Linked DNA regions of Homo sapiens: all the other regions are linked to region 2. Evidence: chromatin contacts called from ENCODE Hi-C or POLR2A ChIA-PET data. All regions are on one chromosome and are shown on one strand. The core of a region is the stretch at or near the end of the contact, and the rest is flanking DNA. Distances in the headings are between cores, read along the strand shown.

Region 1 (3,010 bases), core at 400-2,899, 5.2 Mb before region 2:
TACTTTATATGGGACAAGTAAAGAGTAGTTTGTTTGTTTGTTTGTTTTTTGAGAGAGAGTTTCACTCTGTCGCCCAGGCTGGAGTGCGGTGTTGCGATCTCGGCTCACTGCAACCTCTGCCTCCCGAGTTCAAGTGATCCTGCCTTAGCCTCCCAAGTAGCTGGAATTACAGGCGGCCGCCACCATGCCCGGCTAAGTTTATTTTTTAAGAGCAATTTCTTCTGGGGAGCAACAAATTATCTCTCAAATGCCTAGTAGCCTACGGAAGGCAATGGAAAAGCAATTTTAGGTAATTGACACTTTTTTTTTTTTGAGACAGACTCTCGCTGTCACCAGCCTGGAGTACAGTGGCGTGATCTCGGCTCACTGCAACCTCCACCTCCCGGGTTCAAGCGGTTCTCCTGCCTCTGCCTCCCGAGTAGCTGGGACTACTATAGGCGCACGCCACCACGCCCAGCTAATTTTTGTATTTTTAGTAGAGACGGGGTTTCACCATGTTGGCCAGGGTGGTCTCGATCTCTTGATCTCGTGATCCGCCCGCCTCGGCCTCCCAAAGTGCTGGGATTACAGGCGTGAGCCACCGCGCCCAGCCCGTAATTGACACATTTTAAAAGCTTATATTTAGGTCAATATCGCTACTCAATGAAAAAATTACGTTTGGTTTGTGTTATGTCGCAGCTCCACGGTGAACTATTTGAAAGCTTTGTGTGTTTTACGAGCATCATTTCCAACCTGGGAAGACAGCCCCACAAGTTTAAAACAAAAGTGCATGCGCGTGTGTGTTTTCCTACGTGCCCCAAATAGTGTATGCTAAGGAGGTTCTGAAATGCAGATTCACAGTGGAGATATTACGGTCCAGCTGGGTGTGGCTGTTGTGAAAAACTCTTCCTAGAGCTCATAGTGGGCTCCTTAAAGAGCTCCTCCAAACCCCCAAGGAAAAAGCCTTTCACACTTAATCTCTAAATAAAAGGCATTTTCCTGGGGATTCAAGTCAGGCAAGCTCGCCTAGGTATTTTTGTGGGTGTGGGAAGCGGCGTGCTGGAAGAAACTCTCCAGCAGTGCTTTCCGAAGTTCCGGGTAAATTGGGCACCTCCCTCCCACTTCCCAGTTCCCAGAGGGGCAGCTGGACCCGCCCTGGCTCTCCAGAGCACCTGAGACGCTAAGGGAGAGGGGGTGCGGCGGCAGAAAGCCTCCGCTCCCTCCAACCCCCGCTCCCTCCAACCCCCACCGTCGGTAGCAGCTACGGGGCAGGCGGGAGGAAAGATGATTGACAGGCCCGCTCAGTGGCTGGGAAGCTAGAGGGAGGGACGAAGAGGGGACGGCTGAGTCTTCTTCTCAAAGTGGTTGGGTTGGGCCGCGGGAACTGCCTTCCCAGGCCTATTGGCTTCCCTGAATGGGTTGTTATGGTAACAAATGACCGAACAGTCCCTTATGAATCGGCCAATGAGAAGGGCCGTCTTTTCCAGTGCGCCTCCGAGCAGTAGATGTTGCGAAAGTCCGGGTAGAGGCCGGAGAAGAAGGCGGTGCCAGGGCGTCCTGCGGAAGGGCCGGGGGCGGGGCTCGTGACGTTGCCGGGACAGCCAATCACGCCTGGTTTTATCAGTGGCCCCGCCCTTTTACCGCACATTTCCCCTCCCCTAGTTCATTTCGCACGACGCAGCGGTTGGGAACACAGACATTTTCGGAGCTGGAGCCGCCACTGCCGCCGCCATTTTGTGTCTGTGGAGAAAGAAGCTTCTGTGGCGGCTGGAAGTGGACGGAGATCACCCGCGAGACGGCGGCGTTTCATACCCGAGGTTCCCCCTGTGTCGTCCCCCATCCCCCCTCCGCGGTCAGCATGTGGTGAAGCCGGAGCCGCGAGAGAGCCGGGGAGAGGAAGAGGAGTCGGAAGGGAGGCGGGGTATCCAGAGCGGCTTCAGCTTCAGCTGCAGCGGACCTCGGAGGGGGGCCGCGGCGCAATGTCAGAGCAGACGCCGGCCGAGGCCGGTGCTGCGGGGGCCCGGGAGGACGCCTGTCGGGATTATCAGTCATCGCTCGAAGACCTGACCTTCAATAGCAAGCCGCACATCAATATGCTGACCATTCTAGCCGAGGAGAACCTGCCCTTCGCCAAGGAGATCGTCTCTCTCATCGAGGCCCAAACCGCCAAGGTTTTTATACACCCCGCAGCCTCCTATTACTTCTAATACTCCCTGATTTTAGTGTCAGCCTCATCCCAGGTCTCGCTTCCATCCCAAGGGGGACAGTGTTCCTTCTCTCCAACCCCCCCACCCCCCTCCAACTCAGGCTCGGTCTTTGGCCCAGGCTTCGAGCATGGGCCTCTGGGGGGGAGGGAGTGGGGAGGATAAAGGGTGGAGTCCCACTTCCGCTTTCCAACTCCCTTTTTAGGCCACCGCATTGTATATCCCGACACACACACGCTTTGAATAGAGCCCTTTGGGGTGGGGGAGACTTAAAGGCAGTTTGTGGTTTGGGGAAGTAAGAGTTAACATAAGCCATTTTAATTCCCTGGGAAGTGGGAGAGTGGGTCTCCCATTTTCCCCAAGCACCCTTTTTGGTAATTGTGTTCTGTGGGTTGGAAGGAGGTGAAGGGGGACCTGGGAGCGAGCTGTTGGTGGGTGGGAATAGGGATTTGGCCCCGAGTGGAGCAGCCGCCTGTTAGGAGCCCAACATGGCGCCTGAAAAGCACATGATGCGAAAGGGAAGAGAGGAGAATCCATTCCCTGCCAGCCAGGCAGCTGCTCACTCCCGTCAGCCCCATTTTGGGGTGGGGGCGGCTAGATAAAACTTTTATTCTCCTATTGGAGGGTCTAATTTGTCCCAAAATAGGGGCAAGTGGGGTTGAGGGTGGGGTTTGGGTGGGGGGAGGAGATCTTATCCAACCTGTAGGTGGAGAACTGGCCCAGAGGGTAACAAGTACTTGCAGTTTCTCTGAAAAGTTCAGTCCCTCCTCCTCTTCCTTTTCTCTTTTTCTCCCTTCCCTGATAGCGAAGGAGTGTTTTTCTTTACC
Region 2 (2,877 bases), core at 145-2,644:
CATCCTGGCTAACACAGTGAAACCCGTCTCTACTAAAAATACAAAATATTAGCCGGGCGTGGTGGCATGTGCCCGTAATCCTAGCTACTCGGGAGACTGAGGCAGGAGAATCGCTTAAACCCGGGAGGCGGAGGTTGCAGTGAGCCGAGATCCCGCCACTGAACTACAGCCTGGGTGACAGAGCAAGACTCCATTCTCAAAAAAAAAAAAAAAAAAGTTACAATGTTCAGGATTATGAAATGCTATACAGTCAGTTAAAAAGGTATTTCTTTAGTAACAAATGACTTAATCTTTGTTCTGTTGACAAGAAAATTATAGCTGATTTTTTACTGACTCTGCAGAAGTCACAGGCTGTAAGAGGGTTTGGGTAGACCACAGTGTGACTCTTCTAACTAGTGATTGTCTTTTTTCCACCCCACCCCCTTCACTAGGTTCTTTGTTCTAGGGGTAACCATGTTATCTGAAGGCATATGGAATATCTCCAGTATGTTCAAACACTAGGTATTTATTGAGAGCCTTCCATGAGCCAAACATTGTGCAGACTCTGGGCATTTCTAATTACTAGGTTCAGAGTTAAGTTTTCTTTGTTATTAATTTTTTAAAAAATTTTTACCTCCTTGCAATGCATGAAACAATGCAGAGTGGTACTAGCCGTTTTCTAGTACTCATCAACACCCGCTCAAACCAAAATCGCTGGGCAGAAAGTCCCTTTCCCACCATCTAACAAAAAGAGAAAACTTCATGCTATATCCTCGAGAGTCTCTGAGCTCATCTATCTTCACTAGTAAAATAGTAATAAAAAATAAAAATAAATTTTAAAAATAACGCTACCAGATCGGACTGGAGAACCAAACGATTGCAGTTCCCAAGTCTCTCTCAAAGCAAACAAAATTAAGCGGGAGGAATAAAAAAGTTCTTGATCAAAGTGTTGAGTCCCCAAGATAACCAAGAAAGTGTGGAGTTAGAAGTTCTCAGCAGATGAACTTTAACTTCGCGAGCCTGGCGGGGAAGAAGGTCCCCAAGGGTCCCCGAATCCAGTCAAGATGCTCTGGCCACCCACAAGCGTCTGCCTGGGGGGAAGCGGTAGTTGGCGTGGCGCTGCGTTAGGGGCTCAAGGGCAGAAAGGACGACCCGGAGGACTGCCGAGCCGGCGGCTTACCCATAACCGAGCAGTTGACATCGCGCTGGGAACCGCTGGAGCCCACCTGGAAGACCCAGGTGCCCAGCAGGTCAAGATAGGTGCAGTTGGCAGGTGTGTCGCAGCGCACGGCGCCGTCGCCGGAGAGAAGCAGCAGGAGGGCGGCGAGCAGCAAGGAGGGCCCAGCACCCATGCTGCAGGGAGCTGAGAAAAGAGGTGAAGAATTACCAGGAAGCCGAGCGCTGCGGGCTAGCGGTGAGTCCACCACGAGGCGCGCGCCTTGAAATAGCTACGCCGGCCCGGAAACCCGTGGGCGGGGTCACTGAGCAGCAGGGGATTGGGGGTTGGGCGCCAGGCGCGTGCGCGTCTCTGAAACGGGGACTTGGGAGCGCGCGCTGCCCCTCACTTGGCTGCAACTGGACCCAGAACTAGGGAAGAGGCCAGGGACAGATTTTTTTTTTTTATTTTTATTTTTTTTGCCGAGGGACGTTTCAAAATTTTGCACGGCCAGGGTGACAAAAAGAGGATTTAAGAGCCACAAGCGGTCCGCACATGACCCAGACTTCGTTCCTGTGCGGTAACGTAGGGAGAGAAGGAAAGGGTGTGGGGGGAATAAGGGAGTGGGTCAGGTGAAAGAGCGCGACAGAGGGAGAGATCTAGCAAGTGGAGTTCTGTTTTACTTGCTATTCTTCCCCTTTAGTCTTTTTTCTCAGGTCCACTTGCCTCATAACCAACTTCTTGTTTTTTCCTCTGAAAAACTTCGCTAGCTAACATCAACTATTCCAGCTGTTTGAGAACTTATCTTCCTTCCGTTTTCCAACTCTTCCTACTTTTTTATGTGCTTGATTTTGTTTTGTTTCCTGGTAAATGCTGTTTGCCTGTTTGCATTCAGCAGAATTCAGTTTTTGTGCAAACCTGCAGTTTTGATGTATTAGCGTTGTGGGGGTTTTCCCTCTGGCACGCACACACATGGCGCTCTCAGAGATGATATTGCTCAACCCCTTTTATGTTACAGAGGAAAAGCAAGAGGCCCAGAGAGAGGAAGCGGCTTGCCCAGGGTGAGAAGGGTGAGGAAGGAAGCTAGCCAATGGGAGAAGGCTGGTCTTATGAACCGTTCTAGTGTGTCAGTCTGATCGCCAAAAATTATTAGGTGGCACTATTTCCAGGTGCCTCCTTGCTCAGTTTAAGTATCACCCTTTTCCGTAAGAGCCTCCCGTTCTTTCCTGGCTTTTGTTGGTAATTGGGGCTCCTTTCTCCCACTGAGCCTACTAGGTGTCAGGCCCTGTGGACACAGTGATGAACAAGACAGACCTGATGTGTCCCCGTTTTCTTTGGGATATGAATTTTTGCCCCCTTTGCACTGGTCACAAATCAATATTCATATGTCCATTTTTTTTCCACCAGATTATAAACATTCAAAGAGAGCAGGTCCAAATTATTCACTTATATCTCCCTAGATTCTGGTTTATTCAGAAAGTGTCCTTGAGTGTTAAAATAAGTGTACTTAATATTCTTATCTTGGTTGCCAAGCTTGAAAGCCAGTTTCAATGAGGCAAAAGGAGTTGTCCTTGAAAGTTCAGAGGTGAAAATACTCTTCAATGGGGGCACAAATTTCCAAAGCCTGGGGCGGGGTTGGTGGCGGGGGGTTGGGGAACACCTTGCTTTTAGGTTTTATATACCTTCTTAGAATTGAAAGCTGACATTGTATAATTAAGCTAACACACTATTTATTTAAAGAT
Region 3 (3,313 bases), core at 350-2,849, 6.6 Mb after region 2:
ATAAGTGACATAACTCAAACATACTACTATATCATGACCATGCCATTTAACAGATCTGGTCTTGTTTTGTGAACAATAAAAAAAGAAAGTCTTACTACCTGTATTTTATCTTTGTATGAGAGGGTAGGTCTCTGCTTGAATACTGCTTTGAAAGTTGGCTCAAATCACCTTCTCCTTTTCCCCTTCCACCTCTGGCAGGTTCAAAGGTTGGCCTGGCTGCTGTTGTCATCTTTTATGCTTTGAAGAAAAATATAATCAAGTTATTTCCAACATTACAAACACTCATTTTATAGAGTATTAATCAATATCCATACTGGTAAAATAAGTTCTAAAACTCATTCCCCAAAACCTGCTTAATCTTCTTAAACAAAAGTTTTCAAGAAAACAAATTATGAGGCTTAGGCTGTACAAGGAATATGGCTTCTCAGGCTTGCCTTAGTACAAAAAATTCTGTCATGAAGATCTGAGTTTGCATCCCTATTCTCCTTCTGACTATATGGGCTTGAGCAAGTCACCTGGCTTAACTTTGTCATCTGTGGAATGGAGATATTCCTCATAGATTATAAGAATTATGACACTTGACATGTCAAAACCCTAGTAAAATACAGTACTGCCATGACTGAGTTTTAAAAATTTCCAACTCAACCTTACTCTACCAGACTCTGTAAGGTTTGCATTTTATCTAAACTTCACACAATAGCAAATAGGCTAGTAGAAACAAAAGCTAAAAACAAACAAAAAATATCACTGACAAAGTTACTAAATGTCCCAGAGAAAAGTGTGTTAAACTTCAATGACAGTTACACAGAAAAAAATTCTTAAACAACCGTTTGTTGAGCCAATTTTCTCCTACAACAGGCATCATACTATAAATTAGATCGTTTGTGGGTTATAATTTAAGGCCTGTTCAAAAAAAACAGGAACCTCACCCCCAGAGGATTCTGATGCCAAAAATCAGGGACTCATTCCTCAAGTTACTTTCTGCTTGGAGCAGTCACAAGAATACTGTGCAGCAGATGCAGTCACTAAAACCCTGTTAGTGTCGGAAAAGCAAGTGTGTGGGGAGGGTGGGCGAATTGGGAGGATTTTTTGGGGGGGGGGCGATGCTAATTCTCTCAACTTTCAAAAAGGGTAGAGACATGTATACAAAGAAGAAAACAGGGTTATCTGGCGCTGGGGGCGCCGCCCCTTCCCACACACCCACGGAATTATCACTCCGGCCTCCCGTGAGCTAGTCTTTGGCTATAACCAGAAACTCGCTGCCTCTTCACCCGTGCCCAGCACTGCAGGGGTGCGAAGGGTAGTGAAGGGAGGACCTGGGGTTCGCTTTACGCAGTAGGCGAGCTGCCTGTACGCTGCGATCTCCTCGGCGGGCCCAAGAGCTCCAGACGCGCCTGACAGGCACTCGGTTCCGCCCCTAGCCCGCTGCTCCAGGGCCTCCACCGCCCGCGCTCTGCACTCTGCCGCCGACTCCGACCCCAACTGCCCTTTCCCGTCCCATCGCGATAAGAAAGATAATCTCCTATCCTCTTGCCGCTCACACTGGCCGAGGTCCGATGCAGCAGGCTCCGAAGATCATACAGACGCCATTACCACTCTTGGCTCCCAGAAACCTCTGCGCCCAGAGCTAGCGCCTACGACCCGGAAGCAAAATCCAAGCGCTTCGGGGGCGGAAGCAACGACCAATCCGCAGTGGCCGAAGTGGAAGTCGGCGTAACGGCACTAAGGGGCGGGGCCGAAGCGGCCCAGGGGGCGGGCGTTTGAAATCAGTGCCTTAGAGTAGACCCTAAACCTCATTTTATACCTTCAAGAACCAATTACTTAATGTCTCTTCCGTCTTTTCCGTCCCCGACCCCCTCCCAGACTCCTTCATTCCGGTACTGCGTGGACGGAAAGCCCCGGGTAGCCGACACCACGTCCCCGGCTAGCGGGAGAGAGCGTGGAAAAGGATTACACCAAACTGTTTAAATCCAACGACTCCTGCTTCCATCCTTTCTCCTGAGCTAGAACCAACAAACCTAGAGAGTTGGGCTTCGGAAAAACTAGTGTTTTCATTTAATTGGATATGAAGAAAGAACAAATATGTACGGGGCAACCACGATCTTTACAAAGGTACCATTCCTGCAAAAATATTAACACTTCAAAGCAAAGGTTGTATTCGTAATGTTTGCTAAAATTTCTTATTTAAAAAACGTTAGTTTTAGTGGGAGGGGAGATGTCAGTATTTACGAGAGCGTTTACAATGGTGGGCCCAACTACCAGGAGCACAAGATGTAATTATTAAGATGGCTACTTAAGTGTTAAGTTTTAATAAGACAACGAAAAGTAGAAAACCCGAAAACCAAAAACCTACCAGTCGTCTCTCCTCCCTTCCATAAAAACAAATTCTGAGAATAGAGATCTTGGTTGTTTAGCTCATCTTGGTATCTCATCACATAGACCTTGACGTATAGTAGCTGCTCAATTAATATTTGTTAAACAAATGAAAATTCAACTTCCCCAACTTAGTTTAAAATGTAAGGAACTCACAAAATTGAATATTTAAATGCTTTCTTACCCCTAAATTCTTTGCAACTTTTTAATGAAGAAAGAAAAGCAGAAAAAGCCCTTTCAGTCATAGAGTTCAAGATGAAAATCCTGATTTTTCTTACCGAAGGTATCCCTCCTCCAGTCTTAACAAGTCTCACTAAAAGACGCGATCATCATGCTAGTTACTCAAACCAAAATCCCGGAGTGCCTACTTAAATTCCTTTTCATTCACTCTTCACATACGGTTCATTTACAGGTCTTAACAATTCTACTTTTAAAACTCACCCGCAATTTTATTCTACTGCCACTACCCTTGCCTTTGCCAACACCATCTCCTACCTGGATTGTAATTGCTTCCTATTATATCTTCCTGCGTCATCTTTTATCCTACAGTCAGTGTTGCATATAGCCAAGAGAGTGATCTTTTAAAATTAATAAAATGGTGTTACTATCCTGTGTACAATTTCACTGCACTTAGAATAAAAATCACATTTCTTAATGTGACCTGAGACCCCACGGAGTCTGGTTCCTGCCTACCTTCCAGACTTCACTTCCAATCAGTCACTCGCTTACGCACTAAGCTCTAGACACAGCCAAGTGGGCATTTCTGTTTTATAAAACAGGGCAAGATTCCTTCTATTTTAGGGCCTTTGCACTAGCTTTTCTCTGTTGCCTGTGCCCCAAAGTAACTGTATCACCATCCTTCATGTCTCAGGTATCACAGTGAGGTTTTCCTACCCCCACCCCTCCAACACTTGTGTTTGTACACCATCACATCACCCTG

The links. A loop is a pair of places that touch in the nucleus more often than their neighbours do. ChIA-PET counts read pairs that join two places held with the same protein, here RNA polymerase II (POLR2A). Pooled maps may share reads with other maps.
Region 1: a loop to region 2 is called in a map of naive thymus-derived CD4-positive, alpha-beta T cell, with 22 times the contacts of the local background. The contact joins the promoter of PCF11 here to the promoter of CTSC in region 2. A Hi-C loop is called at or near these places in 1 of 168 maps with a recorded cell type or tissue (naive thymus-derived CD4-positive, alpha-beta T cell), 2 of 37 single-sample maps with no recorded cell type and 5 of 50 pooled maps.
Region 3: a loop to region 2 is called in a pooled map, with 14 times the contacts of the local background. The contact joins the promoter of CWC15 here to the promoter of CTSC in region 2. A Hi-C loop is called at or near these places in 4 of 50 pooled maps. POLR2A ChIA-PET finds 5 or more read pairs at or near these places in 2 of 52 experiments (MCF 10A and T-cell).

What each region holds. Positions count from the first base shown.
Region 1 is chr11:83,155,482-83,158,491 of GRCh38, forward strand. It overlaps PCF11 (PCF11 cleavage and polyadenylation factor subunit), which reads left to right and starts at 1,650. Exons shown (of 16, transcript NM_001346413.3): 1 at 1,650-2,150. The coding sequence starts at 1,959. RefSeq lists silencers at 1,226-1,305, 2,756-2,815 and enhancers at 1,506-1,555, 1,620-2,409, 1,706-1,955.
Region 2 is chr11:88,336,342-88,339,218 of GRCh38, forward strand. CTSC (cathepsin C) reads right to left here and starts at 1,395. Exons shown (of 7, transcript NM_001814.6): 1 at 1,160-1,395. The coding sequence starts at 1,331. LOC101929174 (a long non-coding RNA gene) reads left to right here and starts at 1,543. Exons shown (of 5, transcript NR_188511.1): 1 at 1,543-1,715. RefSeq lists an enhancer at 1,111-1,390.
Region 3 is chr11:94,971,957-94,975,269 of GRCh38, forward strand. CWC15 (CWC15 spliceosome associated protein) reads right to left here and starts at 1,600. Exons shown (of 7, transcript NM_016403.4): 1 at 1,542-1,600; 2 at 99-237. The coding sequence starts at 229. It overlaps KDM4D (lysine demethylase 4D), which reads left to right and starts at 1,753. Exons shown (of 3, transcript NM_018039.3): 1 at 1,753-2,112. RefSeq lists enhancers at 877-1,652, 1,367-1,536, 1,857-2,006.